Linked DNA regions of Homo sapiens: regions 1, 2, 3, 4 and 5 are each linked to region 6. A link is a loop called in an ENCODE intact Hi-C map of the cell type or tissue named here. Cell type or tissue: A673. All regions are shown on one strand. Region 1 has its middle 180 kb from the start of LINC01811. Region 2 has its middle 52 kb from the start of LINC01811. Region 3 has its middle 200 kb from the start of MIR128-2. Region 4 has its middle 85 kb from the start of PDCD6IP. Region 5 has its middle 410 kb from the start of LINC01811. Region 6 overlaps LINC01811 (long intergenic non-protein coding RNA 1811).

Region 1 (5,000 bases), 290 kb before region 6:
CTGTTGGAGTGTTTATCTTTGTCTGCCTTGGCCCTGGCAAGATTTTTTTTCTCCCATTATCATGATAGCAAGTGAATTAGTGAGTGTTTTAGATCACATCTTACCTCCAAGAAGAAAGGGGAGATAAAAATAATCTCATATTTGCTCTAGGTTTGGTCAGCTCATTCCTGCTATGCAAGCATGTTAAAAGCAACCACTATAAAAAGAAGAAATTAACTCTGCAAAGCCAAAACCCAGAATTATAAGAGATGCTCAGCAAATCTTCACTATGGTCAGGCTCTTGGGCTGGGCAGGTACCACCCGGGAATGTAAGTGTGAAGTCAAGCATCCAAACACTGTGCCTGGGCCTAAGCAGACTCCATATGGGACTAGCTCCTTTCCTCACTCCCTGGTTCTGATGGAAAGTCATGGATGCTTGGCCTAGCTGTGATGATATGATGTGGAAATTTCAGTGTCCTGAGCAGAGGTGCTGGGAAAGGAATGGTAAAAGTTCCCTGGGGCAGTGTGGGCAATAGAGCAATTACCATGCTTCCCACTGGACTTCACAAGAGCCTCAGAATCCAGATGATCCTCTTCTGCCCTTCTCTAGAGGATAAGCCTTGCTGCTTTCCCAGGGAACCATAATTCTTCAGCACTTGATGGTGAAATTGTCTGTTTTTCAGCATCTCAGTTCCACAATTGCACCTCATTTACAGTATTGCTTAAGTGTCCCTGAGGGCCCCTGCAGAGCCACCAGAGAGTTTGTCCACAAAGAGAAAACTCTTCAAGCCTTTACCTCCCAGGATCTTACTGCATCTGCTGGCCTATCTGGTAGAAAAGCTGTAGGATTTTGACTTACATTTTTTTGGGGGGAGGGAGTAGAGTCACTAGGGGGTTGGCTTGAGCCAGGATGAGCGGAGAACCCATGGAAACAACTTAAGCCAACTTGATTTCTTTCAGAATCCCATGTGCTCACTCAAAGATTGCATGGGATTTACTGTTAAGGAACCAGGTGAGTCAAAATCTTTCTAAAGAGATTCTGAAAAATATCTCTTATTATTTCTTATTAAATTTAAATAACTCTTTTTGGGATTATAAATAAACTTTTCATTACTCACTTGAAGGTAATAAATCCTGTGATTATTCTGCTCTGAAGTATTATGTCCCAGCTTGCCTTTTCCTGCCATCCAACTTGTGCCTAGCTTTACCTCACCCACCACCAGTTGGTATGTGTTTAAGAAATGAAAAAGAATTTTAATATATGCCAAGGTAAAATATAATTAGTCTTGTAAATCTTCTGTTTAAAAGGGCATGAACAAATTCCCCAGACTAAATAGAAATTACTTCTGGATTGTCTTCTATTTTCAATTATTTCTATTATCTGTCCCTTTTTTTTATCATGGGTAATCAAAAGTTGATCATATTTTCAAGAAACTGAGCCAAAACAAAGCAGAGTAAACAAAAAACCATAATCAGGGGACAAGGTAGGGGGGAAAATGTGAATGAGCCATATAGATGCTTTGTGCATCAACTGTGTGTTTATCTATCCATCCATTCATCCATCCATCCATCCACTATTTAGTTTGTCTGTACATGTGAAGTATGATTCTTAGAGCTGGATATCAGGGTAGAAATCCCAAAGGCTTTAAAGTTACAATGGCCTGGGTTATAATTTTGACTTTAAATTTATGCTAGTTGTGAGTTCTACAAAACTCACGATTTCTGCAGCCTCAGGTTGCTCATCTCTACAATGGGTTTCCAAACCCCTCCTTTACAGGGGTTTGCTATTATGTACCTGGAACAATACCTTGTATATACGAGTTTCATAAATATTGTCTCTCTTGTTTCACGTTTCCTTATCCTTCTCCTGATTAACTGATAGGCACCTTGAAGAAAAGTCACATTAAAATGGAGCTTACCCAGACCTTCCTGTCTTGTCGTTTTTGTTAAGAGAAGTAATTGAAGAAAATAACAGTGAACAATGTGGCACATAAGACGGCCCAATGCACTCTAAAAGTTAATGTTTTCCAAGGATGTCTCATACCCCAGAAGATGAGACTCAAGCTTGCAGACCTGGAGCATCCTGGGATCTTGGCCAAGCCAAACATCCATGAGATGCCAACCATGCATTCCGTTATACTGGACTGGTCTTGTGGAGCTGCTGCCCAGCATCTCCCTTACGCTAGATGGAGCTACCATTCCATTATATGTTAAATTCCAGAGTTCAACAGGTGTGATTTCCTATTCCCATTCTATTAGTCCCTGTTAGAATCTGTTAGAACTAATCTCAACATGCCATCCAGCTGAGTTTGCCTCAGTGACTGTCAAGTGCCTGAGTCTCTCTGGCATTCTATCCTCAACTGTACTTTTATACTCTGTGGTTCTATTCCTCCCTTATTCCGGGATTTCTTAACCCAAGGTTTCCAGCACTATTGGCATTTTGGGCTGGTTAACTCTTTGTTATGGGAGGCTGTCCTGTGCATGTTTAGTAGCATCCCTGACTTCCACTCACTGGGTGCTGGTAATATGCCCTCAGCTATGACAACCAAAATGTTTCCAGGCCTTTCCAAATTTGGGGGGCAATATTGCCCCTGATTGGGAACTGCTGTTCTAATCTAACCCACACCTTCCATTATGCCCTCCGAAAGTGAAGTGTCACCAGGAAACTCATCTCTAACCTCGTCTCTGAATTTTTCTGTTTCCTTTCTCCAATTGGAACTTGGTATTCCCTTGGTTGTCTCAAATGGAGGCTGTTTCGTCTCCAACACAGTACCTACCTAAGAGCCAGGAGGTGAAATAAGTGTCCTCTTTGCTCCCCACTGATGCTTTGAAACAGGCATTTACCTTACAGCCCACAAAATCTGCCCCTTTCAAGCTTATAACATCTGGTAATGCTATTCTTTTCTACTCTTTCGTGTATGGTCCACTGACTGCCTCATCTCTCCCCCTTATTCACAGGAGAATTCAGTACTTGGTTACTTTCTTATTCTTCTAAACACTTCCTAAACACTGCCATCATTCTCAGTGTTTTTAGCATCCACACTGATGACTTCAACACCATGACCTCTTTGTTTCTGGCCTGATTTTCAATGACCAGTTAAATTACCAAATAAATGATGGAACACTGAAAACGTACCAGGCACTGTTCTAGATCCAAGGGCTACAGGAGCAATGGAATAGATATGATTTCTGCTCTCATAGAGTTTACATTATTAGAGTGGAGAAGTGCAAACAATATGCAAATAAATATATGAAAATTTCATTTTGATAGTTGCTATTAAAGGAATAAGCAGGCTCTTGTGGATAGGGAACAAGAGGGTTGGAGGGATGAATTTGCATAGCGGGGCAAGGAAAATCTTTTCTGAGGTGGTAAAATGTTGAGTTGAGACTTGAGAGATGAAAAGGTGTTGACCATGCAAACAGCAATGGGAGGAAAAATTCAGGAAGAAATGGGAAGTCCAAAGGCTTTGGGGGTGGTAATGAACATGGAATTCAAGGAATAGAAAGTTGGCCTGCATGTCTGGGGAGTAGTAAGTGAGAGAGAGTGGTACTGGAAGAGATGAGTTTATGAGGTAGATATGTGTGCCTTTGTTGATTTGGTTGTTTGTATCTCATGTGCAGAAAATTGAGTTGATTATTCTCAGTTTATGACACCATGTCATTGTTGGTCTAATGGCTGCCCTTTTTAATTTTTAAATGTATTTTTCCTCTTTATCCCCAATTTTCAATCTAATTTTCCTACCTCCCATATGCTTCCATTTTGTGTATTTTTTGTATATATCTTTCTATTCTACTTTCCATACATCTGTTTACATACATAGTAATATATGTATGTAATACATATAGAAATATACATAGAAATATCTTCTGACCTGCTCCACACTGAGCTCATTGTTCTCCAGGATTGTTGCACAGTTGTGTCTTGGGATCTCTCTTCACTATCACCCTGAGAATGTCTTTCATTTCTGGGTTTTCTTGCCTTCCTCTTTCTTGGCCTACTCTTTTGTTTTTGCGGAACACATCCTACTGAGAAACGATAGATATTTTACTGAGAGTGTTATATGACAGAAAATGTCCTTATCTTCACACTTAATTATAACTTTGGATATAAAATTCTTGATTGGAAATTATTTCCCCTCACAATTCTGATGACATTGCACATTGATTTCCAGCGTCTGGTAGTGCTTTTGAGAAGTTCAATGTTATTTGGATCCTTGATGCTTTGTATACAGGAAGCATTTTTTTCCTGCTCAGGAATGTATAACTTCTTCTCTTTACTTCCCAAGTCCTGCAATTTTTAAATGATGGGTCATAGTGTGGGTCAGTTGTTTTCTTGTGTGCTGAGTACTTTGTGAACCTTTCAATTTGGAAACTCGAATCTTTCAGTGCCTGGCTAGTTCCTTGAATTATTTTATTGATGATTTCTTTCCACCATGTTCTTTGTTCTCTCTTTCCAGAGTGCCTGCTGTTTGGAGTCATTCTTATCTTTTCTCTTTATTTCTTTTTTTAAAATTTTACTTTAAGTTCTGGGATACATGTGCAGAACATGCAGGTTTGTTACATAGGTATACGTGTGCCATGGTGGTTTGCTACACCTACTGACCTGTCCTCTAACTTCCCTCCCTTTGCTCCCCATCCCCAGACAGGCCCCCGTGTGTGATGTTCCCCTCCCTGTGTCCATGTGTTCTCCCACTTATGAGTGAGAACATGCAGTGCTTGGTTTTCTGTTCCTGTGTAAGTTTGCTGAGAATGATGGTTTCCAGCTTCCTCCATGTCCCTGCAAAGGACATGAACTCATCCTTTTTTATGGCTATATAGTATTCCATGGTGTATATGTCCCACATTTTCTTTATCCAGTCTATCATTGATGAGTATTTGGGTTGGTTCCAAGTCTTTGCTATTGTTACAACCCAACCCAAATGGTTATCAATGATAGACTGGATAAAGAAAATGTGGCACATATACACCATGGAATACCATGCAGCCATAAAAAAGAATGAGTTCATGTCCTTTGCATGGAC
Region 2 (5,000 bases), 170 kb before region 6:
TGTTTCTGAACCTGACCCTTGCTCTTTACCTCTGCTATCATCATCCCACTGAGCTCTCCCCATCTCTATCCTAGACTGTATTGGACTTTTACATTGTCCTCTGTCTTGAACCTCATATCTGTTCTCCAAACGAACCACCAGAGTGTCCTTCTAAAATATAGATTTTACTGTGCCACTCCTCTACTTAGGTGTTCATGGGCTCCCTCATTCCTGTAAGGCGCTGCATTAGCCTGAGTCTTAGGTCGGGTTGTACCCGAAGCAGACCCTAAGACAAAGAACCAAGTGCAAGTAGCTTATTTGGGAGATGAAGGAAACTTGAGAGGGGGTGGGTATGTGAGATAGGGAAGGAAAGGCAGCCAATATAGGGTGTGCTGGTGACAGAATATCACAGGGGCAATAGGAGCTTATTCCTGAGGAGTGCCTCTGAGAGGCAGTTTAGAACGTGCCTCAGTGATGTTACCCAAAGGGTAACCCAGGTTTCCCCCATAAAAACTCCCATTGGTCATTGCTTGAGTGTGTTCCCAGAAGTGTTAATTACCTGTCACTCTGATCTGCCCTGCAGAGGGCCTGAGCAGCTCCAGTGGCCAGAGAATGCCTTCAGGCAGTAAGTGGCAGATGAATTTGGGAAGAATAGTGAGTGCTGAGAGAAAATGGGCCAGGAGAAGGGGGGGGGTGCTGGCAGCATCCTCTACAGCCTGGCTCATAAGACTCTGCATGACCCAAGTATTTGCTGGCCATCCAGCCCCTTCTCCCTTCACTCCCATCAGTCTTTGTGCTCTAGTGCCCTGCACTGCCTGTGGGTCTCTGTATACCTCATGCTCTTTTGTTTTTCTTCCATGCTCTTGCTCATGATATGCCTTCCACCTCGGATGCCCTTCTCTCACTTCTCCATCTAGTTAACATGTACACATTCTTCGAGATTTAGCATCACCTTCTCCAAGAAGCCTTTCTTGACTGACTTCTTTCCCCTTCCCCAGCAAGATTTAGATGTCTTCAATGTAGCATCTTTCACAGGTCTGCTCCCCTCACCAGACCATGGGGTCTGTGGCACATATACTCCATCTGATTCTTCCTTGAGTCCCTGGTGATGAGCATGTGGCCTGGCATCTTAATAAACAAGCACTGAGCTGAACCATGCATCTGTGGTTCATTGTTTGGCACATGGCTTGGACTCAATATTTGTATCTTGAATTGAACTAATCTTTGCCCCAGCTCCCTCTTTGCGTTGGCAGAGGCAGAAAGGGGACAAAGTTGAGTACTCCCCTCCCCAGAGCACAGAAACACTTTGCTCTTCTTTTACCCAGAAAAATTGGAGCTGGAAGTGGTGACCGAGGAGAGGCACAGAGGACATAGGAGACAGAAAGCCATCAGGGACACTCAAACACACACTCACACACAAACACACACACACGCACATGTAAACAGATATATGTACAAACATAAAGAAAAAAGACAAACAGAATGAGGGAAGATGGACCCGGGAGCAAGGGAAAGATGGACAGACAAAGAGATGAAGCAAATAGTAAGGAAAATAGAAGAGATGGAAAAAGGGAAGAATAGAGGGCAGAAACAGGGAAAGGAGAAAATAAGGCCAAATAATGTGCAAATTGGGAAAGATGTGAACAGAAACCCCTGGAACAAGGTTTTCCATCTGTCAGGGCAGCAGAGATGGAGATGGGAGTTGCACCTATGGGCTATTTGTCTCATCTCCCATTGCTGGACCAAAGGTGGGGGTGTATGTAGGGGTGGTGCAGGGTGAGGAGGATGAGGGGGCTGCTGCTGTCTGTCCTGAGCCAGAAGAATGGGGCACGCATTTGTTACTATTGTCTAGTGTGCCTCCTCTGGTGGTGAGTGGTGTCTGGTATTTGTTGGGCCCTCTCTTTGTCCTCTTTTAGGGAGTCAAATCTGCAAGGAATGGGGCAGAGTGATATAGCCGCTCCCATGTGCATGCCTTTGGCCTTGTGCTGTTGGATTTGCATTGGCTCATAAAAGAATAATGAACTATATCAATTTTTAAAGCTGCCTAATGCTCCTCTCAGCTCAGCTGTCTAAAAGTTTGCAAAGCAGACTACATGGCTCCTTGGAAGAAGGCCAGGACACATGACCAAGAGTCAGGGCTGCTGCTGTGACTGCTAGCACCCTAGATTGTTCCTTGGTGGGTGCCACAATGGTGGGAGGGGAGAGAAATGACCCGACTGTCATTTGGGACAGAGGGCAGGAGCTGAGAGAAGAGCATTTTGCATGAATTGCCTTCTTTCTGAGTTCCTAGGTAGACCGAATTCAGGAGTTTGGGAAAAATTTCTAAAAAGGCAAGTTCTTTGATTAAATCCTTTACCATAGATATTTTCTTCCCTACATGTGTTTGCTAACTGTGCCAGTTATAAAGCTATTATCTCTCAGCTCCAACCCAACATCCTGAACTCTGTTCGGTGATGCTGGGGCTGGGTCTCTGCAAACCACATTTCTGCCTTGCCCACTGGTTCCTTGTTAAGCTTTGCCAGTAGGGGGCAGAAGAGGGTGAAGGAATTTGCTTCTTCCTGTTTCCTTACTGTTCTGTGCAGTACCCTGGCAATGCTTTCTCACCTTAGCAGAGCCAGCTCATTCCCATAGCAGCAGCTGAATACACTTGGTAGGTTTTCCAGCATTCACAGAACCAACCTCACTGGGGAAACTCCATGAAGCCATCGACACCAGCCAGTTGCCACCTGCTCCTCAGAGGTCTAGGTCCCATCTCTGAAGGCCTCCTCCTCCAATCTTCTGAAGTTTTAACAATTCCAATATCTTCCCAGTGTTCTGCCATCTCTAGGGATTGAATAGGGTGACCAACTCATCTGGTTTTCCTGGGACTTTCTAGGTTTTAGAGAACTGAAATTCCAGTATCCTGGCAACCTCTTCAGTCCTAGGCAAGTTATGAATGTTGTTCACCTTAGAGCAGTAGATGCTTCCTGCAGTTGCTACCTCAGTTACTGAGTTAATACTGTTATATCAAGATAGCAATTCTTTATAATAATTTTTCTCTGTCTGAGTAACTGGTGTGATTTCTGTCCCTGATTGGATCTTGATGCAGCCTCATGTCTGATACTTAGGAAGCAGTGTTAAATCAGAGAGCATCCATTACTGTGGGCAAAATATAAAATGTTCCACTAAGGAGTATTACCTTGTTTTATCACTGCTATTTTGATCACTACTGCTATAGCAGCAGCTGCTGCTCTGGGTGATAACAATACCTCACATATGTATAGCATCTCACAGCTCACGGAGCATGGTTGGCCACTATTTTTTGCTTGCTTTTCCAAGAGCTTTGTGAGGTAAGTACTATCATCTCTGCCTAACTAAATTCGGAGAGGGAGAGTGACTTGCCCAAAGTCACATAGCTAGTCACATATTGCTGAGTTTCAAACTTACTTAAAAAAGAAATTCCGGTTCTTCCTCTTTTTACCTTGTAGCCTTTCTTGAGTTTAGTTGCAGGCAAGCAGCTGTTATCTTTCAGTTTTTAGTGCTTCCCACCCTGCTTCCCGTAGCCTCCACCCAGAAGCCTTTGAAGTTTATCTAGCTCTACTGGACAAAATGGACCACAGTGATGCATGGACTAAGGGTACTAGGTTCTGGGTCCTGCACATTCTGCTGGACATCGCTTCGATACTCAATGCTGACATGTTTTACATTTCCAGTGGATTTTCATTTAAACTAAAAGCTTTCTACAACCTTGGACTTAGACTGGGTTCACTTAAAAGGCATTTCTCAGAACACTCAATTTTATTAATATCATAAAATAATGTATGTTAAATAGCTGGATCATTTTATATTCAGAAAACACTCTCAATTTGAACTGCTTTATTTGGATAGTGATTGAAGGATTCCTGTAATTGATCTTGCTAGGTGGCCTTGGAGAAGTTTGTCTGGAAGATGGAGATTGTGGGAGTGCTAGGAAGGCAATGCAGCCTGTGCCTTAGCACCATCCAGCACCACCCCTCTGCTACCATGGAGAACAAAAACATCTCTGACGTAGGCCCTACCCTTGGACTGCTTATACTTTAATTATTGAAATCAGAGCCTGTGCTTAATGATTCTGAAGCAATGATATGATTCTGGCAGCCATGTTAGAGTGGATGGAGCACTGTATTCGGACTTAGAAGACTGGTAGAAGTGAGAAACTTGAGTAAATAACAACCTCTCTGATCCTCTGTTTTCTCAACTCTAAAATATGGGTAATATTTAATATCGATTAGGATGTAGTTTTGAAAATATTAGAATCCACAGATGGCCAAATCTTTCCTTTTTCATCACCTCTTATGTCCACTGGTTTCTCAAGAAAGTTAAACACACAATAACAGAATAGGATCCAAAGTAGTATTTTACTGATACCTAGGCAAGAACCCCCCAAACTCCAATATACTTGCATTAATTATTTAGTGCTTACTGACATAAAAGAGCACATATTTCTTATCTTACAGATTCTGTGGGGCATAAATTTGGGCCTGGTTTAACTGGGTCCTCTGTTTCATGGTCTCTCATGAGACTATAATCAAAGGACCAGCCAAGACTGGGTCCTCATCTGAAAGCTCAACTGGAAAAGTCTGCTTCCAAGCTCACTTAACGTGACTGATGGCAGGATTCAGAGTCTTTTGAGCTGTTATACTGAGAGCCTCAGTTTCTTGTTGGCAGTTGGCCAGAGGCTGCCCTCAGTTTCTTGTCATGCAGTCCTCTTTAATTTATCACCTTGCTTCATCAAAGCCAGCAAAAGAGAGTTTGTTAGGTGTCTAGAATGGCTGGCAGCTGGCTAGGGCTTACTGTCTCCAGATGGTTCCTCATTGTTTTTTTTTTTTTTAACACAGCTGCTGGATCCTAAAAGTGTGAAAATGGAAACTGTTAGGTCTCTAAGGCTTAGATTACAGAATTTGTGTAATATTACTTCTGCCAGCTTGGTGCAGTGACTCATACCTGTAATTCCAGCACTTTGGGAGGCTGAGGCAGGAGGTTTACTTGAGGCCAGGAGTTTG
Region 3 (5,000 bases), 1.7 Mb after region 6:
TTGACTTATTTCCCATCCTTTGGTTTTTATTTTCTGGAACACGTAGTGTCTGCCTGGCTGAGGATGTGTGGTGGCAGGGAGGCACTGGAGAGCGGACCATGGAAACCTCATCTCTAGCAGATGTTTGCAAAAGGCTGGCTTCCACTTCCATCACTAGTACTGACTCTGGGTCTCTGGGTAAGGGATCATCTGGAAGAGCACAGAGCCTCCTCCTGACTCTGACATGTGGTCTCTTGTCAAATATATTCACCTAAAGAGTGTGAGGTTTAAAATCAGACACTTAGATTTGAGTCCAGGTTCTGCCACTTATTATCGTAGTGATAAATCCCTTAACTTTTCCAAATCTCATTTTCTTCATCTTTGAAAAGGCTATTATAATAGAGTCTTTCTCATGGGATTATGGTAAAGATTAAATGAGATAATTCAGGGCCTGTGTTTATCTCATTGTCATATCCCTAGGATATACACTGATGCATGCATGTGTGTGTGTGTGTGTGTGCTTGCATATGTGTATGTATTTACATATAAAATATTTCTTAAATTAATAATTCAAGAATATTTCTTGAATAAGTCTTGGGAATTTCCTCCCAGCCTTAAAACTCTACAAGTTACTGGGACCCAATCTTGTGAAGAGATTGAAGAGCTCACTGAACCTCTGCAGCTATTACGTGATAAAAATGATTGAAGCCACTTGCCAACATAAAAGTGCCTTGTGCATGGTTATTAATAATACTGAGCAGTGCCCATTATAGAAAACCTGCAGCTTTTATGCTTCCATAATTTTAGTCATGCTATCATCCTCTCAAAAAGAAGAATCGCCCCCAACACAAATTCTACCAGCTCTCTATTTTCCAATAAAGAGAACCTTGCAAATGGTGAAAACAATGGCAGGTCCTTTTCACCTAGACCCACTCAGAAGTTAGGAAGGGATGTGGATGAGAAACATTTACCTTGCCCGACACAAATCACCACATGCTTGGCTGTTTCCAAGCTGATGGCAAAATCTTCCATTAACAGAAAGGGGAAGGGATGCTCCTCGTTCAGCAAAGAGCCACTTCTGAAAAGGCACTCTTTTATAAAACAAAATAGCATGAAAAATATTTAGAGAAAATAACCAAAATGGACTTCCAAAAGCAAGCTGAATATTCTTTTACATGACATTTACAACCATCACTTGTTTCAGAGATTACTCACACAAAATCTTTAACATTCCAGAAGCCTATCCTTTCCATTTAGATGAGACTTTTTATAATGACTCTACTTCCTGTTCAAAGGGCAGAAAATTATTGTTTAACATTCTGGATTGCTGTGTGTAAACATTTGAAATTAGAATGTAATTTGTTGGGTTCATAGCAAATATATAACATTTATAGTGTACATAAAGCACAAGTCATCCTCTATAAACTGCCTAAAATGGTGATAGAAAAGTTACTGTAATAAACATTTTAGTGATGTTTAGTGCGCTGAGAGATTGCCTGTGAGAAAATGATATGTAATATTAAGAAAAAACACTTGAATACAATGATCCAGAAAGTAGAAAAAAATGCATGGGGAAAGCCGGGTCAAGAGTTGGTGGTGACAGCTGATTTTTTCCACTGTGGGATTCATAGGTCAGAGAACCCAAACCTGAGGGAATGAAGTCACTCCAAAGAGAAGACTTTGACTCATCACTTCATCACTCATCCCAGGAGGTGAATGTTCAGACTGCTTTGCTCACCTACCTAGGTGTGCCAGAAAGCAGTGTGGCCTTGTCATTCCACCTCTGAGGTCTCTGTCCTGCCAGATAAAAACTACAGGAAAAAATAATTGGAGTTTGATTTTGAAAAGGAGGGTGGGGAGGGAAAAATAACTAACTTTTAAGAAGAACAGCTTCTGTTTTTCCTCGTGGTCACTAAATTGTCTTTGGGCTTAACTGTTTTGGCCAAAGACTTTAATTGAATTTTTTGAAATAGGACTCCAGTAAACTAATGCTTCCTCCTTTGATGGGGCCAGTATTATAGTTTGATTCCACTGTATTAAAGTTTTCATTCTTTAAAGAAGTATCAGCCATTTACATAATAGTGTAAAAATGGGCAGACAGTGAGGTTTTACATGTTATGCATCTTTACCCAAGATTATATTTCAAATAGGCTGCTAACATGTTAAATATGGAACTTTCTTCTAGATGGGCCTCTTATCCCTTCTTGCATGTTTTCTGAGAATTTTCTGAGTTCAATATTCAAGTATCAGTCAAAAGGCTCCAGGACTTAATAGTGAAAGCATGTTCCATTCCACATTTCATATCCAGCAATAACATGCTTCCACTGCCTCGAATTATTTCTCTCTCAGTCAATGTACAAGTAAGATTAATATAATTTAAATATTTGGCGCTATAGATGTTGCATTTGGAAGATGAGAAACAGGAAGCTCCTGCAGGCAAATATCTTTGAGATGAAAAGCCGCAATAGAAAGTTGGGTTGCATCAACTTTCAGATAAAATTCCCTTCTCCCAATGTAATGCAGACTATGAAGGATTTTCTTATTTTCAGAAATAAATAATAAAATTGAGGTGGGAAGAGCATTTCCTTTTCTTGTTATAAGCTTGTTCAGAATTATTATTAAAAGATAAACCGGGATCCTTCATGTGCTTGCTCTTACAGTGTTGAGGAAACTATACTATACATGAAATCTCCTGTGGTTTTGTCAGCCAGATTTGTCTTTATTTACCTTACTCAAGGACAATAAAAGGTATTGGTAACAGCACCCATGTGCAAATTTCACTTGTGGAACTACGTGATGAAGCCAGAAAGGAATCAGGGTTTTAAGAAGCACAATAAATACCACAGACAACATAGAGACCTGACGCCCCCTATTGTTAAAAATGTGTAAATCTAGAAATATATTCAATTAGACGTTGGACATCAAGTACTATCATTTTACTTTTGACTGGTGCCGTTACCTATTCAGAGACCTTCTTGGTCTTATTTTTACTAACATACCAGATGGACTGGTCCATTGCATCCCTTCATTATTATTGTAGCCAAGTGCATATTGTCATGTCAGGCATGAGGAAGGGACTGATGAGGAGGGCTGTGGCATACACAAAGCTACTGTGGAGAGCCCTGCTAATTGCCTTGTGGTCCAATCTCAGCAACAATGTGATTACCTGGCAGCAGTCCAGATGGCATCAGCCTCTACTCTAGGCATGTCAGCCCACAAAGGAGGGCACTGCCACCTGCTCGAGAAAGAGAGGTGAGCCCATTAATTCTGATTTACAAAGATGACACTGATTGAAGAGAGTTGGGCATGTGGTACCCCATAGCCCATTTCTAGAAACAGGCCACTGAGACCTCTTCATTCTTTCCATTCTCTGTCCTCTGGCCTTGCCTGCAATGAAATTACTTGCAGCCTTTAAACTCTGTTTGCTCTCTGGTTTTATTGCTGGCAGAAAGCTGTACAGTTTATCAACATTATCTCATATTGGAAGATTCCAGACAGTGGAATGGTAGTTGTTGGGGCCATTAAGAGATGGCTCCACAGTCTGCCTGATGCAGAATTTATAGAGTCTTACTGTGTAAAGTCCTAGAAAATACAGATTGTCTCATTAGATGAAATGACAGCCTAGCACCTTAGAGATAGAGCAATTCCAAGTACTCGCAGGCCTCAGGTACAACTGGGCTTCCGAGGCTTGTTAAAAATGATGCTGATAAACTTTTAAGATTTTTACAGGATACATCTTTCTGTGCTCATGACTTCAAGGGAAAATAGGCTTTCTTCATTCTAGAAAGCTCCTTCAAATCCTCCTTTGAGGAAATTCATATTCCTGTCTGTCTAGGGAAAGTTGATAACTTTGCTCTTTGTTCTTTCCTGTATTTCCACTGTGTGTGTGTGTGTGTGTGTGTGTGTGTGTGTGTGTGTGTCTTTGGCTGAGTTACTCTGAAGTGAAGGCTGAGACATGGTTTATTGAAGATGGTTCTCCTTGGAGAAGGGCAGCGAGGGAAACAGGAGGGGCTGAGCAAGCCTGTGGTCTCAGGTGGGGTCTAACCTCAGCCAGACACCATGGGGAGCTCTGAAGCATGCATTGCTCCACAGAGTTGATCTCACTCTTAGTAAGGGAATTATCCTTTTGCCCTCTGTCAGTCAGGTATAATCCTCCATGGAGAGGAGGGATGGAAAGGGGTTGCTGTGACCTCTAGGTCAGGAGGATTTAGCTTGGTCTAGGAGAGTGGTTCTCAAGAAGTGACCCATAGACTAGCAGAATCAATAGCACCTAGGAATTTGTTATAAATGCTAGTTCTCAGAAATCTCCCCAGACGTACTGAATGAGAAACTCTGAGAATGGGGTCCAGATCTATGAGGGTTAACAAGCCCCCCAGGTGATTCTGATTCATTATAAAATTTGAGAACCACTAGTTGAGGTCAATTCCTTGGAGAAGGGGGTGTCTCTGAGCATGTAGCAGTCATCACTCACAGCAGCTGCAGGATGGTTGCACAACCCTGATGAAAGGGGTCATTTGTATTTATTTATTTTTTATTCTTTAACTTTTATTTTACATTCAGGGGGTACATGTGCAGGTTTGTCACATGGGTAAATTGCATGTTGCTGGGGTTTGGTGTACAAAAGATTTTGTCAACCAGATTGTGAGCATAATATTTGATAGGTAGTTTTACTATCGTCACCCTCCTCCCACTCTCTGCCCGCAGATAGGCTCCAGTGTCTATTTTTTCCCTTCTTTGAGTACATGTGTATTCAACATTTAGCTCTCACTTATAAATAAGAACATGCAGTGTTGAATAGGGACATCTCTTTGTTGAACAGGGAGTCCTTTCCCCATTGTTAGTTATGGTTGACTTTGTTGAAGATTAGATGGTTGAAGGTGTGTGACTTTATTTTGGGGTTCTCTATTATGCTCCATTGGTCTATGTGTCTGTTTTTGTACCAGTACCATGCTGTTTCGGTTACCTTACAGCATAGTTTGAAGTCAGGTAGTATGATGTCTCCAGATTTGTTCTATTTGCTT
Region 4 (5,000 bases), 390 kb before region 6:
TGTGGGGAAGGCTGTTTTGTCATGGTGGAAATGAACCCACTGGAAACAATGGGTGTTTTGGGGAGAATGAAGCTCCCACTTGGCCCCAGTAGAAGAGCATTCGAGTCTTGCTGGGGCCCATTTCTGAGATGCACCAGAAGTTAATCAACTTTTTAGTGTCAGAAGACGCTTATTTGATCCCTGGGGCCCATTTTTGAGATGCACCAGATCAGAGGCTGAGAAACTGCAGAGCTCAGTGACATCACAAGGGTGAGGCCCTCGGGCCCCAGGGCTTTCAGAGCACAGGAAGGTTCAGTGCTGAGTCTGACTACTCAGAGCTCCAGAGTAGGCTTTCTTGATGCTGCAACCATCACCAGCACACAGTGGGCTGCCGAAAAGTGTCTGCACCTACCCAGTGAGGACAGGGTGCAGGGGCTCGTCCTCAGTGCTAGACTTCACAAGCCAGGGCTGTGTCTTCAGAACCGGTGTGGACAAACCTGAGTGGCATATCCCATTCCAAGCTCTATCTGACAGACCCTCACCCTCACACCTGCTCCCAACCACAGACGCTGTAAAGGCTGGGTACTAACGGGTGACGGAAACCAGTCAAAGAGAAAAGCTGATTTTGGTGGCTCGCACCCAGGCCTTGCTGTTCAGGCCAGCACATGCTGACATGTCACCAAAGCTAATTATCCTGAAGGACCCTCCCAAACTCCTGGGAAATGGGCTTTTGATTCTGGGTCCCAAGAGTGAGGGTCTACCCTCTGCCCTTTGTGGGAGGCGGGGGCCTACCGGTGGGGGGCACGGTGAGGTTAGCCAGGCATACCGTCCTTGGGGATTGGTCCTGACAAGGCCACTGGGACATGTGGGGAGACATGGGACATTTCACAGGGTGTTCAGCCATCAAGAAATCTTGCAGTTGATGTTAATGGCTGAGGAGTGCTTGGGGGCAGGAATCCAGGGTGGGCCTAAGAGTAGTTGGTAGTACACCACTGGTGCTCCTTCCTAGGGGAGACTGCTGCCCTCTCTGTGTGTGCTTTCATGTGGAGTGGGGAAGGTGGTGCTTGTGCCGGCTGGGCAGTGGAGCATTTCAGACAAAGAGGCATGTGTTGAGGGGTTCAGAGGTGAGAAGGGGCAGCAGGCAGGAGACCTCAATTAAATGTAAAAAGCCTCAAGAAATTGTAAGCACAGGAGAGCAGTGGTCAGATGAGGGTTAGATAGCTCAGCAGGGAGAAGGAGTACATTTGGACTTGATGCGGAATTCCTTGGCAGATTAGAGGCTTATAGAGAGGGGTCTGGGTGCTCCATCCAGGGCGTCCTTTGTGGGCCATGGGTGCTGTGCTGTGGGAGTCACTATCTGTGGCTGTGGGGCCTTCAACTGACCTTCAGTCTTGCCTACTCGCTGCCTCTCCCAGAGGCACGGATACAACAGGGAGCCTCCCTGTGGACTGGCTTTTCTCCCCAAGCCGTGGGGACCCATGGGGTCTTCTGGGAGGCAGTGGTGGCCTCACCACCAAGCAGCCGTATGACTCTGGGCAAGACTTTTGCATCTAAGCCTCCATTGCCTCACTGTTGAAATGAGAGTAATAATCCCTTCTTGAGAGTGGTAGAAAGCTGAACAGACTGGCCCTGGTAGGTGCTCAGACACTTGGCTGTTTTAATTATTCCTAGTACAGGCAAACCTGCCCCCACCACCCCACGCTTGTGGAGACTTTGCTGGGTTTATTGGCCCTCCTCTGCCCCCAGTCCTCTCTACACTTTATTTTGCTGAAATTCACTTCAACAGGGGGATGTTCAGCCAAGACAGGACAGAAGCTGGTGCTCCTGACTTTTTTGGATTTGCTTCAGCTGGATACAATGTTTTGGGTTGACCATTTAATTCAGATTTCCTAGTTCTCACACACCTTGGAGGATTTTTCCCCGGAAATACTACGAAAGTGGTAACTTCGCCTCGTGTAGAGAGACTGCTCAATGAATAAATTAAGCTAGATTAGAACAGCTGGGTTTCACCAAGCCCAAGGGGCCCAGGAACAGAATTCAAAGGATCAGTGAACTAGAGGGCCAGGCATGGTGGCTCACACCTGTAATCCCAGCACTTTGGGAGGCCGAGGCTTCAACAGCTCAATGAACTAGAATGGGAGATTAGAGCTTAACTTTTGAAATTTAGAATTTCCTTCAGTTATAAATAGCAACAAACCAACCTTTGTAGTATTACCAGAAACTGAGACTTTATTTCTAGAAATCTCAGCTTTTCACATATTGTTACAGCTGCCACTGATTTCTCAAAATGTCATTTATGCCCATCATAAAGGAGCATATCATGAATTTATGGTAATTAGACCTGCCACTAGGTCTTGTTATTTACTGTGTTAAAAAAGAACATCTATCTGCATAGCCCCCACTTGTTTCATAATTGGATAAATTAATTGAAATGCAATTAGTTTTCTTTGTAATTATGAATTTCGGAAGAAGTCCATAGGCTTCTTCTGACACTAAAAAATTGATAAACTTCTAGACATTGGAGAACTGGAAGGATAAAGTGGCAATTCCCAGTTTAGCCACAAGAGGGAACTATTTCACAACTTATGTTTAGAAAGATCATAGCTGGGATTTTTCTTATTTCCTCTTAACTCGTTCTAAAATTGGTTCGAATTTTCTTCTTTACTGTTAGCAGTGTAATTGGGGTGCTGTGATGAGGCTCTGTAGCGGATACCCCGCCAAGAGCTGAAGCATCCCTGTCTCATGAACCCAGGAAGACGTGATATGAAAAAGTGAGTCTCCCAGGCACTAGATGAGAATGCCAAGTTTAGTGCCCCAGCTTGTTTGCTGTCTTCCCCCTGCCCCCTGAAACCTTGTAGAGCAGAGACGATACCTCCTTTTTTATTCTCATAGGAACAGTTCCTTCTTCAGGTTAGAAACACAGCTGAAGGTTTTCCACGAATACAGTGGCTGTTAGAAGAATGTGTTGTTTGTGTGTATGTGTGGGAAGGGGGCAGAGGCAGGGTTGGCGTGGGAGGGAGGGAAATGAGAGCTTTAGAGGTGGAGAGAGGCTGTGATCCTATAATAAAAACCCGAGGACCTGGCCAGGCCTTCCACTTGGTTATGCAGTGGTTGCCCCTAGGGCTGATTTTAATGGGAACAATTTCACACGTTCCCTTGTCGTTTGGCCACATCAGCACTTAGGTCACCGTATATATTTAAGTGCACAGAATTGAGGTCTTAGAGTGTCTAATTGCAAAGGGCGGCAGCCACTTTCACAAGTCAGCATCCTACGGAGGAGTAGCTCTGCAGTCCCTCACTTGCCCTGAAGTAGGTCAGGCTGGAGTAAATGCAGCAGATGTCCACGTGGGCGCAGTCGCGGCCACAGAACACAGTTCTGAGTTCAAACCTACTTGTGACTCCAAAATTAACATTTGTTACACTGTCTGCCTCTCTGGCCTTTAGGGATTGTTGCCTGTTTTTTTTGTCCCCCAATGTTAGTTATGAGCAACATTGAACAACTCACTGTTGAAAGCAGGGCTTTACAGGCTCCATCCTAAATGCTGGGGCCAGGAGAGAACCAGCCGTAAGTGCTGTGGATCCCTAGAGCTCACAGGATGCTTGGCACGTGTTGGGTAAATACAACCCCTCTGAATACGGTCCTTTCAGGTGTGTCTACCGTGTGACCAGCAAGTTGTTGATCTTCTCTGAGCCGCAGTTTCCTCATACATAAAACGGGAATTCTTTTACCTCAGGAGATTGTGGTGAGAAGTAAGGAAACAGATAGTATACACAGTTAGCACCGTGCCTGGCCATTGTTACTGAGGATCACAGCTTTGTTCCTTAAGCATATGGTGTGCATGGGACAGACAAATAGTAGCCAAGAGCATGGGCTGCTGGTGCATCCTGCCTCACTTTATGGCACTGGTGCTGCCAATAACCTGGTGAACTTAATAACTGCTCTTCATTAAAGTGCCAGGATTTATTTTGTGAGATGACAGTGTGACAAGTTGGTGCAGAGCATGGGCCCTGGAGCTGGATGGCCTGGGCTAAGTCCCAGATATGACTTATGGCTGCAAGACTTTAAACAAGTTCCTTAGTGTCTCTGTCTTTAGTTTCCCATCTTTAGAGTAGGGACCATAATGGTACTTTCTGCATAAAGTTATTATGAGTTAATGCATGAAAAGCACTAAGAATGGTCCCCGGCACATTAGCAATTACTCAAAATTATGAGCTATTATTATTACTGTTATTGTCCTAGACAACTTGCTAAACATTCTCTGATGACAAATTTCAAGAGTTGTGTGAATCTTCTAGACAGTCTAGACCAGTGGTCTCATGCTTCTGGAACCTGTTTCCTCAACATGCTAGGGTAGTGGGGTGAGGATGGGATGGGAATGGATGAACCTGGGTGGTACGGTGGTGGGGGTGATGGTGGAGGTAGTTGATCAGTGGCAGTGGGACTGTGGTGGTACCACGGTGGTGGAGTGATGGTTGGGTGAAGGTCGGGTGGTGTGATGATGCCTGGGTGGTTGTAGTGAGGTAGTTGTTGGTGCTGTGGTTGTTTCTGGGGTAATGGTGGTGTTGGTGGAATGATGTGTACTGGTGGTCGTGGGTAGTCATCATTGGTGGGGTGACGTGAGGTGGTGGAGTGGGTGATGGAGTGATGGTCAGGTGGTGTTGGTGGAATGATGTGGACTGGGGGTGGTGCATAGTTGGTACGGTGGGGTGGTTGGTGTTGGTGGAGTGGTAGGTCGGTTGGGGTGGCTGTTTGTGATGGTGGTGGAGTGATGGACAGGTAGTGTTGGTGTTGTTGATGGAATGATAATGAAGGGTTGGTGGAGTGATGAGGAGGTAGCTGTTGGTAGTGTAGGTTGGAAAATGATGATGGAATAGTTGGTTGGTGGTGGTGATGGAGCCGTAGGGGCAGCAGTTGGTGGTGGCAGGCTCTGGCAGTGGTGACAAGATAGGAGGAGCAGCGCTTCTCTCTGACTCCTTGGAGGCCATCCTTGCTGTGACCACCATGGTAGTGCCAACTTCAA
Region 5 (5,000 bases), 290 kb after region 6:
ACCAACTGAGTGAATTGTGCTTGTTAATCACTTGACTTTTTGCCAAGTTAATAGGTGAGAAGTGATTTCCCAACTTAGTTTTGGTTTGTATTCCTTTTTATTATAAGTTGAACAACTTTTTGTATGTTAAAGGACAGTTTATATTAATACTTCTTTTTTATATAATGACTACTTCTGTTTTTTACTTACCTTCCCACCAGATTTTAGGTAAATGACCTTATTCTTCATTAATTACATCTATATGAGAAGTCATGATTTGAGTCTGGCTCCATGCACTAAAATAAATATATGTTGTAATTACTCTTGGTCACTATGGCTCAGATGAAAAACAGTTTCCCTGCAACAAACAAATGCTTACTTCAGCGATAGAGTTTTGGGCCTGAGCTGATGTGCTAGGACTCATATAAATCAAGAATAATGCAATTGACAGTGATTGTAGACTGGGTGAATGGTTGCTGAGTTAAGATGTTATGAAAATCCACATTGAGAAAATGAGAATGATCTCATGACACAAGGAAAGTGGGAGAGTAGATATTAGCTGCAGGATCAAAGACTCAACTCAGACCCTCGTAGAATAGGTTCAAAACTGCCAGGTCCCATGAGGTTTGGCAGCTGCCCATTCCTGTGAGAGACGCCTAACAACCAGAGACAAATGGCTGCTACTGATTCTAGAAAGGCCTTCATTTTACTTCACAATGCCTGGAAAAATACATTTATCAAAGGACTCAAATCCAGGCAATAATAATGCCTATAAATCATAACAAAAAAGAAAAATACATTAGAAAAGTGGGAAAAAGTCTTAAACAGAAACTTCACAAGTAAGAGTATCAGTGTTTAATAAATAAACATAAACATGTTCAATCTCTTTAGTAATGCCAAAGAAAAATTGCATCTAATGGAGTCAAACAGGCAAGAAGACTTTATTCAAGACTATTGCAATAGGGGAGAGAGATGAAATTCAACTCCTCTGAAACTAAAGGCTGGACAGTTTTCAAGCACTGGGGTGAGCTAGTGGAAAAGTGCTGGAAGACATTAGTGGGGAGCGAGGTCCATATGATTAGGTCATCTGTATTTGCTAATTGGCACTTAGGGGAGTTAGGATTCTACCCTCCCACAGAAACTATAGGAGATAGAGGCTCCATCTTTCTTGATGATTGCATTTCAAAGGGATGGCTCCCAGGTCCTTGAGAAAGACATTTCTGGGTTTTAAAACTGGCAAAAGACAGGAAGAAAATGTAATTCTTAAAGAAGGAGAACTGTTCTGGGGCCTAAAGAAAAAGTGGTTCTGGGACCTAAAACCAGGAAGAAACTTGTCTAAAGTTTAATCAAGTTGAAGGGAATGTTAGTTCATCTTGATCATTTTCAAATTATTCAGTAATCTTTAGCTTATTATTATTTTACTCTAATGCTACTAATGAAGTTCTGAAGTTGGTGGTAGAAATCTAAATGAAATAATACATGCCAAAGTGCCCAACACAGTATGTTGTCTACATAGCATGTGTGTTAAATAAGTGAACGAATGGTTGGATAAGAATTGGGTTCCTGGTGAATTTGTACCTACAACTTAATAGCAGGATGTGAGTTTGGATGAGTAAAGTATCATAAATGAGTGTGTTGGTTAATCTCCCAAGTGTTACCAAATGTGAAATTATATCCTCCATATAAAGTGTAATTGAAGTATAAAACTGAAGGAAGGTCATGATTTAGTTGTAACTGCCACTTCAGGTCTCAAGAATGCAGCTTCACTCACATTATAAATACTAATTGGAGTAACGAAAAGCACACACACAAGACATATTTAAGAATTGACATCTTATCTATTGAAGGATAACAAAAGACATTCCCACCTTCTTGCTTTCAACAATTACTCTACCACTGCTGAGGTGTAGTTAGGGTCATGGCCGAGATTGTGAAAATATAATATTACTTTAAAACTGACATTAATCTGGAAAAGAGGTGGTTTTATCCCCCTATTAAGAAAATCATTGCTCAAAATATTATTTTTCTTACTACACATCATGTAACAAGGTTAAATATGTGTATTTGAACCCATAACTGTCTGACTCCAGGCTAATATTCTTTCTTTGTAGATAGAAAAAAAATCTTCAGTTCTGTTTTGCTGGGGGCATTTGCAAGGAAAATTAGGAAGTACTCAATGTCCCCTGTAATGTTATAGCTTAAAATAAAGTGGGAAAATTCAATAACCACCAACTCCAGCAAGTTATTTGCTCTAATTTTAGATTGCCTACAATAAAACAACAACAGTAACAAAAGTGACTGCTGTCATCACCTTCACTGTTGGAGTGATAGTTCTACATTTGTAAAACAAGGAAATGTGATGATTATTCAAGGACTGTGCTTTTTTATACACAAATGGCCTGCCTGCCTGTCTGTGATAAAAATGAGCTGACAGCCTTTGGCTGTTTTCACATAACATTTGGGTCCAGAATGTCCCTAGTTAACAACAGGCCTCCCTACTTTTAGTTTACGTGCATTTTTTTTTTTCCAGTGTAGGAGTAGGAATTCCTTAAGACTCACCAACTTCTACCAATCATTTGGAGCTCTCTTAAACTTCTCTAGCTTCATTTTTGTGCTATCACATATATACAGAAAAGTGCACAATTCATAAGGGTAAATTTTCACAAATTGTAAACACATTTAGTGATTTTTTTTAAAAAGCCAGATCAAGAATAGAATATTAGAAGAACATAATGGCCTCTCTTAGGCCCATTTTGGTCATGACCCTTCATCCTTATTAAAGTGTGTTTATTATACCATACATTAGTTTTGACTCTTTATTAACTTCACATAAATGGAATCATAGCATATACTCTCTTGTGTCTTGCTTTATTTCCTTCAATATTATGTTTAGGTAATTCACTTATTTACATTACTGTATTATATTTTCTTACAGAAATCCACAATTTAGCTACCATTCAACTATTGATAAATATATAAGTTGTTTCAAGTTTTTGGCTATTATGAACAAAACCTGTTATAAACATATATATATATATATAAAAACATATATATGGCCGAGTGCGGTGGCTCATGCCTGTAATCCCAGCACTTTGGGAGGCTGAGGCAGGCAGATCAGAAGATCGAGACTATTCTGGCCAACATGGTGAAACCCCTTCTCTACTAAAAATACAAAAATTAGCTGGGCCTGGTGGCACATGCCTGTAATTCCAGGTACTCTGGAGGCTGAGGCAGGAGAATCGCTTAAACCTGGGAGGCGGAGGTTGCAGTGAGCCGAGATTGCGCCATTGCGCTCCAGCCTGGGGGACAAGAGCAAAACTCTGTCTCCAAAAAAAAAAAAAAAACAAAAAAAATGTGTACATACATAAGTTACTGGAAAGGGGGTCCCAATGCAGACCTCAAGAGAGGGTTCTTGAACCTCATGCAAGAAAGAATTCAAGGTGAGCCCATACAGTAAAGGGAAAGCAAGTTTATTAGGAAAGTAAAGGAATAAAAGAATGGCTACTCCATAGGCAGAGCAGGGCATGGGATGCTCAACTAAGTATATTTAGTTATTTCTTCATTATATGCTAAATGAGGGGTGGATTATTCATGGATTTTCTGGGAAAGGGGCAGGGATTTCCCAGAAACAAGGGTTCCTTCCCACTTTAGATAATATAGGGTAACTTCTGGACATTACCGTGGCATTTGTAAACTGTCGTGGTGCTGGTGGGAGTGTCTTTTAGCACGCTAATGAATTATAGTTAATATATAATGAGCAGTGAAGACAACCAGTGGTCACTTTTGTTGCCATCGTGGTTTTGGTGGGTTTTGGCCGGCTTTTTGCTCTGTCTTGTTTTATCAGCAAAACCTTTGTGACCTGTATCTTGTGCCGACCTCCTATCTCATCCTGTGACTAAGAACACTTACCCTCCTGGGAATGCAGCCCAGTAGGTGTCAGCTTTATTTTACCCAGCCCCTATTCAAGATGGAATTGCTTTTGTTCAAATGCTTCTGACACATACATATATTTACTTAGTATACACCTAAAATATATTTAAAAATACACAGCTGAGTCATAGTATATAGGGATGTTCAGTTTTAGTAGATACTTCCAAATACTTTCCCAAAATGCTTTTGTTGTTTCATACTTTGATCAACAGTTTTGAAGCATTTCAGTTGCTTCATATTCTCACTGACACTTGATGTTTCCAGCCCTTTATTAAAATAAATTTTAATCTTTCTAATGAAGTAGTAATAAAACATCACTGTAGTTTTAATTTTTCATTTCCTTAATGACTGACCAAGATAGCTTTTTCATTCCCCTGAGCTGACTTAAACTTTTGACAGATTTCTTCCTGGTCTTAGGCCCCAGAACTGCTTTTTCTTGGAACATTTTTCTCCCTCTTTAAGATGTACAACTTCTTCCTGTCTCTTACCAGTCTTAAAACCTAGAAATGTCTTCCTCAAGGATCTGGGAGCCATATCTTTAAAATGTAATCATTAAGAACAGTGAGGAACAATGAGGCCTCTATCTCCCAATTTCTGAGGGAAGGTAAAGTGCTAATTAGCAAACACAGATGACCTAATCACATGGACTCCTCTCCCCACTAATGTCCTCCAGCACTTTTCCCCTAGCTCACCTCAGTGCTTGAAAAGTGTGCAGCCTTTAGTTTCAGAGGAGTTGAGTTTCATCTCTCACCCATCTTGCAAGTCTTGAATAGAGTCTTCCTTTCCTGTGTGACTCCATTAGGTGCAATTTTTCTTTGATATTACTCAACAGATTGAACGTGTTTATGCTTATTTATTGAATAATTGGATACTCTTTTATTTGTGAAGTTCCTGTTTGAGACTTTTTCCCATTTTTCTACTGTATTTTTAAATTTTTAAAAATTATTTGTAGGTGTTATGACTACCTGAATTTGTATCCTTGTTTGATATGAGTATTTCTCTCACTAAATTACAAAGTCACATTTTTACATAAATCGTGACCATATGTATACATGATCTGGTTCTGAACTCCTCTATTCTGTATAGCTTGT
Region 6 (5,000 bases):
TCTGAAGCCCAATATTATGATGTTTCTGCAACAATAACAAATGCAGATTCCAGGTGTCAAATTTAAAGATTGCTCAGCTACCCTAATTAGAATAAGAGCCATTCAGCTTCATCCTTCTTGCTGAGTAAAGGATGGTTGTTCGTCAAGAGGAGAAGGCACCTGAGTCAGCTAGCGTCATTCTGTTGCAGTGCTGCAGGCAGCAAAACTCCCAACTTCAACTGGTGATACAAAGAAAGGAAGTTCTGATGCATATAACTGCACAGTCTTCAGGTTCATCTTGATTCAGGGGTTAGAGTAACTAATGTTACCAGGACCACTCTTTTGTGCTGCTTCATCTGGGTTGATTCAGTTCTTAACTTCTGTACAGAGGCCCATGGACCACATCATCCTAAGGTCCAGTCCAGTTGGAAAAATGGAACGGTTTCTCTTAGCATTTCCAACAAGTCTTGAGATTCAATCTGATTGAACCAGCTTAGCTTATAGCTTCCCTACTGAAGCACTTAGTGTGTCTAGTGCATAGGCCTTGGTTACACACCCCTCTGGGAGTTGAGGATGGAGCCTCCAGGTCATGCAAATTGAAATTGATGAGGATGGATTCTGCTTCTCCGCCTACTGCCGTTCCTGCCACTGGTACCCACCAATGAGGCTCTTCCTGAAGGAAGAGGAAACCAACATTAGGACGTTTTACAAAATGGCCACAGCAACAAAAATCCCAAGGATAAAGGGTTTTCTTCTCTTAAAAATCTGTGTATTTTCAGTTGGGTTGGCTGTCTGATACCTAAGAATTATGGCAGAAAGCAAAGCCCCTCTAAAACTACTCAAATATTTAATTTCTGATAAGTGGACTGTGCTTCCCAGTCAGCATATAATGAAATTAGAGTATACAGGGCCAGAATTCAATTGGTTGACATGTATGTATCTGAGAAGGTCGTGTGTTTTAGTTAAGATACATTAGTGGTGATAACAGATAGATTCATCTAGTCTCAGGCTTAATAAGACAGAAGATTATTTTTCATAAGTGTGAAGTCCAAATGGATGATCCTCATTGGTGGGTTACTCTCCTTTAAGTAACAATTCAGGGGCCCAGTTTCCTTTCCTCTCTTGGCTCTGCTGTCTTCAACACTTCTGCCAAGATGACTGTGAAAGTGAGAAAAAGAGTTATGCTTTGGATGATTTTGTGTGGGATACATCTTCGACTCCTATTCTGTTGGGTATCACTCAGTCATATGCCAGGACAGGAGATGCTGGGGATAAACTCTACCCATGGGCCTAGGAGGAAGATCTGAGTTTGGGGAGAGGCTAAGCAGTCTCTGGTCCTGAGGTTTTATCCATCTTGTTATTTGCTCATGTCCTGTTAGGAGTGGGGGATGCTAAGATAGCGGCACTTAGATCTCTCAGAGCAAGGCTGGTTGTGAAGATGGCTTTCTTGGACAACGGCAAAGGAATGTAGAGATTTTGGATCAAAGCCTCACAGTTTTCTGTAGTCCAATCCCTGAGGAGAGGAGGAGACCAGTTTAGGGAGGGAAAAGAGGACATAAGCGGCTGTGAGTGAAGGAAGCATTTCTAAGATTAAATGCTGATGGTGGGAGGAGGACACTTAACAAGATGTCCTCCATGAATTTCATCTGATGACCCATTCGTCATTGTCCAAGGAGTCCTAGGAAACTGGGCTTCTCTTTTCAAGCAGTTGTACATCCAAAAAATAAGTCTCATTCAAAATCTTAAATTATTTACTGCAGCGGACCTAAAATTCTATCAATTATTTATAGCAAGGAAGTCCAGTAGGTCTAAACTTAAAAACTCAAATACACACTGCAGTCAATTAGTAGTGACTGCTTGGAGTACTGTGTTGGGAAGGATTCTGATACTGTATTCAGACTCAGTATGAGAGGAAACTGTAATTGATTATTGGTGTCTATAACGAGAATTGGAGGTTGAAGTAATGGCAGTAAAGCACCATGGTTTCCATTTACAGTTTTTGAAAACATGGTAAACAGAATTGTATTTGAAATATGCAACAAAGCATTCTCGTATCTTAGCCTGAATTAGTTACTTTCTTCTTCAAGATAGCTGGGGTCCTCCACTTTAAGGGGAAAGTGAGTTTTAAATTGGAGAAGTAGAAACAGGTAATTTTGGATCTGGAAGACTTTGGAAAGGGAAGCAATGAGCCTGGGAGGCACAAAGAGGTAGGGATCTCAGATGGTTCTTTTTACCCTCCCACATTGTCCCCTCTTCTCTGTATTGCTCTCTGCCCTGGGATGCTGATCTACATAAACTGTCTTAGTGGGCTCCCATGCCCTTTGGCTTCCAGTTAGGTGGGGACAATGGGTAAACCCTGTCCTGGAGAACAGGAGGAGGGAAAGGCCAGATTATTTTTTTCTGCCTTCTTCTTGCCTCCGCTCTCAAGCATCTGGATGTAGCTGTGCACTCCATGGCCATACCTCCTATTGTGTGGCCCTTCCCCAACCCAGCTCTCACTGAGCTCCAGTAACACAATTTTCATCTCTCGCCTTGACAGCCCTAGGGGTTTGTAGTGGTGTTCTGCTTTGCTAGTCTCTGAATGTTACAACACTTCTTGTTGATTTCTTTAGCCTTTCCCACACCTCTGTAAGTGGTCCCTTCATAAAGTCTCTTGATCTGCACCATCCATCTAAAATGAATCCAGGGTCTTTGGGAATCTAGATGGCGAATGAGAATTTTGGTGATTCAGGGAGATACTAAAGGGACCCTGAAGGAGGCAGAATTTGTTTAGTTTAGCCCCATACTAAGAGTCATCCTCCTTCCCTACTCTTTTCTAAAAACTGGATAAGTGACATTTCTCTTGGAAAAAAAAAATGGAACCTAGGAGTAAAAGGAGGCCTGGGAGTGTCATTTCCTCAGTATTCCAATATTTATGCCTAGCACTTTTGGATGTGAAGATGAGTGGGATAGAGTTGAGTGATATTATCTGGTCCTGGGCAAAAGGTTCTAAATATTAGTGGATTTGACTCTTAGATTTGGTCAGTTAAATTGAACCCATTGGCACCCTCAGATATGATTCCTAATCAGGGCTGTCTTTAGGGTGGATTTTATTTAAATGATTAAATTTAAATTTAAATAATTTAAACTCCCCACTTTAGAGTGAAGTGTGGGGTCCTCCGTCCATATGTATCCTGTAGATGCTGCTTCTGGAGTGTCATTTCTGGCTCAAGATGCACTTGATGCCAATTTCCATGTGGATAATAACACTGGGGACAGTCAAACCCACACAGCATAACCTGGCCCTGCTCTCATGCTCTAGATTCAGCACAAAGTCCACAGGAGGAGGACATTCTCATGGTACTGCTGCTGAAGGCCACAGGGGAGCCAACACAGGGGCCGGGACTTTACAGGGGGTAGCTGTTTTGGGAAACAGAATGTTCTTGCCCTTCTTTTTCCTCCCTCCCTCCCTCCCTCCTTTCCTTCCTCCCTCCCTCCCTCCCTCCCTCCTTTCCTTCCTTCCTTCCTTCCTTCCTTTCTTCCTTCCTTCCTTCCTTCCCGGATATCTGAACAATGCTATTTGCAGAGATGCCTGGCCCTTTTCCAGACCTTCTCTGATATTTTAGTGTATTCTTTGTTTGCCATTTAATACACAGTAAATTTATTTTCTCATCTTTTCCACAGGTTTTGAAATTTTATTTTCAAAATTTGAAATTAAACATTTTGAATAAACAGTTGAAATTATATTTTCAACATTTAACTTGGGAAGCAGGAGACCTGGTCTTAGACATTGCTGTATGACTGTGAGAAAATCAATTTTCCTCTCTGGGTTTCTGGTTTACTTCTATGCAAAATGACTGAGTATGATTTCTAGCACTCTGTCATTGATGGCATCATATGATACTTTGCTTTGAAGCTGAGGCAGAAGTGACATGTGGAGACATCTTCCCATGATTGGTGGCTGTCAACATTCATCTTGGAGAGGTTTCATGGGGGATGAAGACTCAGACTGCCCAGAAGGAGCATAGACAAATGTTCAGAAAGCAGTGACCCTCACACTGTGCTACCTGGTAACATAATCAGCTGTTGATTAATTAAGGGAAGAGAAACAGAAAACTGAAATCTACAGATAATTTTCAAGCCTCATCTTCAGCAACAATTTCAACCTCCTCTCTGATTCCATTGAATTTTTAATATTTTTTTCTTTGTTTTCTCTTAGGACCAGAGCTGCTAACAAGGAAAAAATTGACTGATTTAAATTTCATCTTCTTTAATTTTCTCAGCACAGGCTGTGGTAGGAGTGCTAATGAGCAATGGAAAGACAACAAGGGCTCATCAGAGGGGTGAAAAGAAAGGCTAAAGAGGCCAAAACCCCTGTCTAAGTGGTGAAATTATAAAGAGTGAAGGTCTGCATTTGGGTGTGCTAGGTGCTATAATATACAACTCTCAAATATCCCTGGCTTAACAAAGTATAGGTTTATCCTCATTCATGTCATAGTCCGGTGCAGGTGCCAGGATGGTAACGTACTGCTCCATGCAGTCATTCAGGAACACAGGATTCTTCTATCCTCAGATCTCCACTGGATCCTCTGGCTTGGAGACAAAGAGAGAAGGTGTGTAGAGGATTGTGAAGGTGGCCTTATGGATCCCACCTAGAGGTGGTTTATATAAATTCTGCCCACACAGAACTCAATCACATGTCTCCACCTAGCTGCAGGGTATGCCTGGAAATGTCTAGCTGCATTTCTGAGAAGAAAAGAAGAGGAGTGGGTGAAAAACAGCATTGTTTTTGCCACCAGCTCCTCTGTCTGTGCTAGGTGACCTCTCTCATGGAGCTCAAAGCTGGGACATGGGGAAAGAACTTTTCTCAGCAGCACCTGGGCTTACTCATGGCTCTTGCTTCATCTTTTCCTCTCTGAATGCGGTTAATCCCCTGCACCCAGACCACCGATGCTCCGGGTTAGGAAATGCTCTCTGATCATACCTGGCTTTCTCTAAAGGAGAGATGATGAGCCAAGTAACTATTTCCCTATAATCTAGTG

Evidence for each region. Peaks named below come from ENCODE experiments on the same cell type or tissue, not always from the same donor. Only the 100,000 strongest peaks of a DNase experiment are listed, where the experiment ranks them.
Region 1: a loop joins it to region 6, with 15 times the contacts of the local background. A loop is called at or near these places in 8 of 110 quality-filtered maps.
Region 2: a loop joins it to region 6, with 8 times the contacts of the local background. A loop is called at or near these places in 2 of 110 quality-filtered maps.
Region 3: a loop joins it to region 6, with 6 times the contacts of the local background. A loop is called at or near these places in 3 of 110 quality-filtered maps.
Region 4: it touches region 6 in a loop (11-fold over the local background); 12 of 110 quality-filtered maps call a loop at or near these places.
Region 5: a loop joins it to region 6, with 3 times the contacts of the local background. A loop is called at or near these places in 2 of 110 quality-filtered maps.

The regions. Positions count from the first base shown.
Region 1 is chr3:33,978,334-33,983,333 of GRCh38, forward strand. No RefSeq gene overlaps it. Among named protein-coding and RNA genes, the nearest start is that of LINC01811, 180 kb to the right of the region's middle. In A673, a CTCF peak has its summit at 2,141 (motif pointing right); a DNase peak (open chromatin) is centred at 2,138; H3K27ac peaks cover 339 bases.
Region 2 is chr3:34,104,472-34,109,471 of GRCh38, forward strand. No RefSeq gene overlaps it. Among named protein-coding and RNA genes, the nearest start is that of LINC01811, 52 kb to the right of the region's middle. RefSeq lists an enhancer at 2,723-2,772. In A673, a CTCF peak has its summit at 2,495 (motif pointing right); a DNase peak (open chromatin) is centred at 2,540; H3K27ac peaks cover 2,322 bases.
Region 3 is chr3:35,943,878-35,948,877 of GRCh38, forward strand. No RefSeq gene overlaps it. Among named protein-coding and RNA genes, the nearest start is that of MIR128-2, 200 kb to the left of the region's middle. In A673, a CTCF peak has its summit at 2,857; a DNase peak (open chromatin) is centred at 2,814; H3K4me3 peaks cover 461 bases; H3K27ac peaks cover 955 bases.
Region 4 is chr3:33,881,089-33,886,088 of GRCh38, forward strand. No RefSeq gene overlaps it. Among named protein-coding and RNA genes, the nearest start is that of PDCD6IP, 85 kb to the left of the region's middle. In A673, CTCF peaks have their summits at 2,528 (motif pointing right) and 3,321; DNase peaks (open chromatin) are centred at 2,583 and 3,263; H3K4me3 peaks cover 323 bases; H3K27ac peaks cover 2,874 bases.
Region 5 is chr3:34,565,087-34,570,086 of GRCh38, forward strand. No RefSeq gene overlaps it. Among named protein-coding and RNA genes, the nearest start is that of LINC01811, 410 kb to the left of the region's middle. In A673, no CTCF peak of the experiment used is centred here; no DNase peak of the experiment used is centred here.
Region 6 is chr3:34,272,666-34,277,665 of GRCh38, forward strand. The region is part of intron 2 of LINC01811 (long intergenic non-protein coding RNA 1811); the gene reads left to right. Among named protein-coding and RNA genes, the nearest start is that of LINC01811, 120 kb to the left of the region's middle. In A673, a CTCF peak has its summit at 2,701; DNase peaks (open chromatin) are centred at 2,754, 3,346 and 3,866; H3K27ac peaks cover 4,939 bases.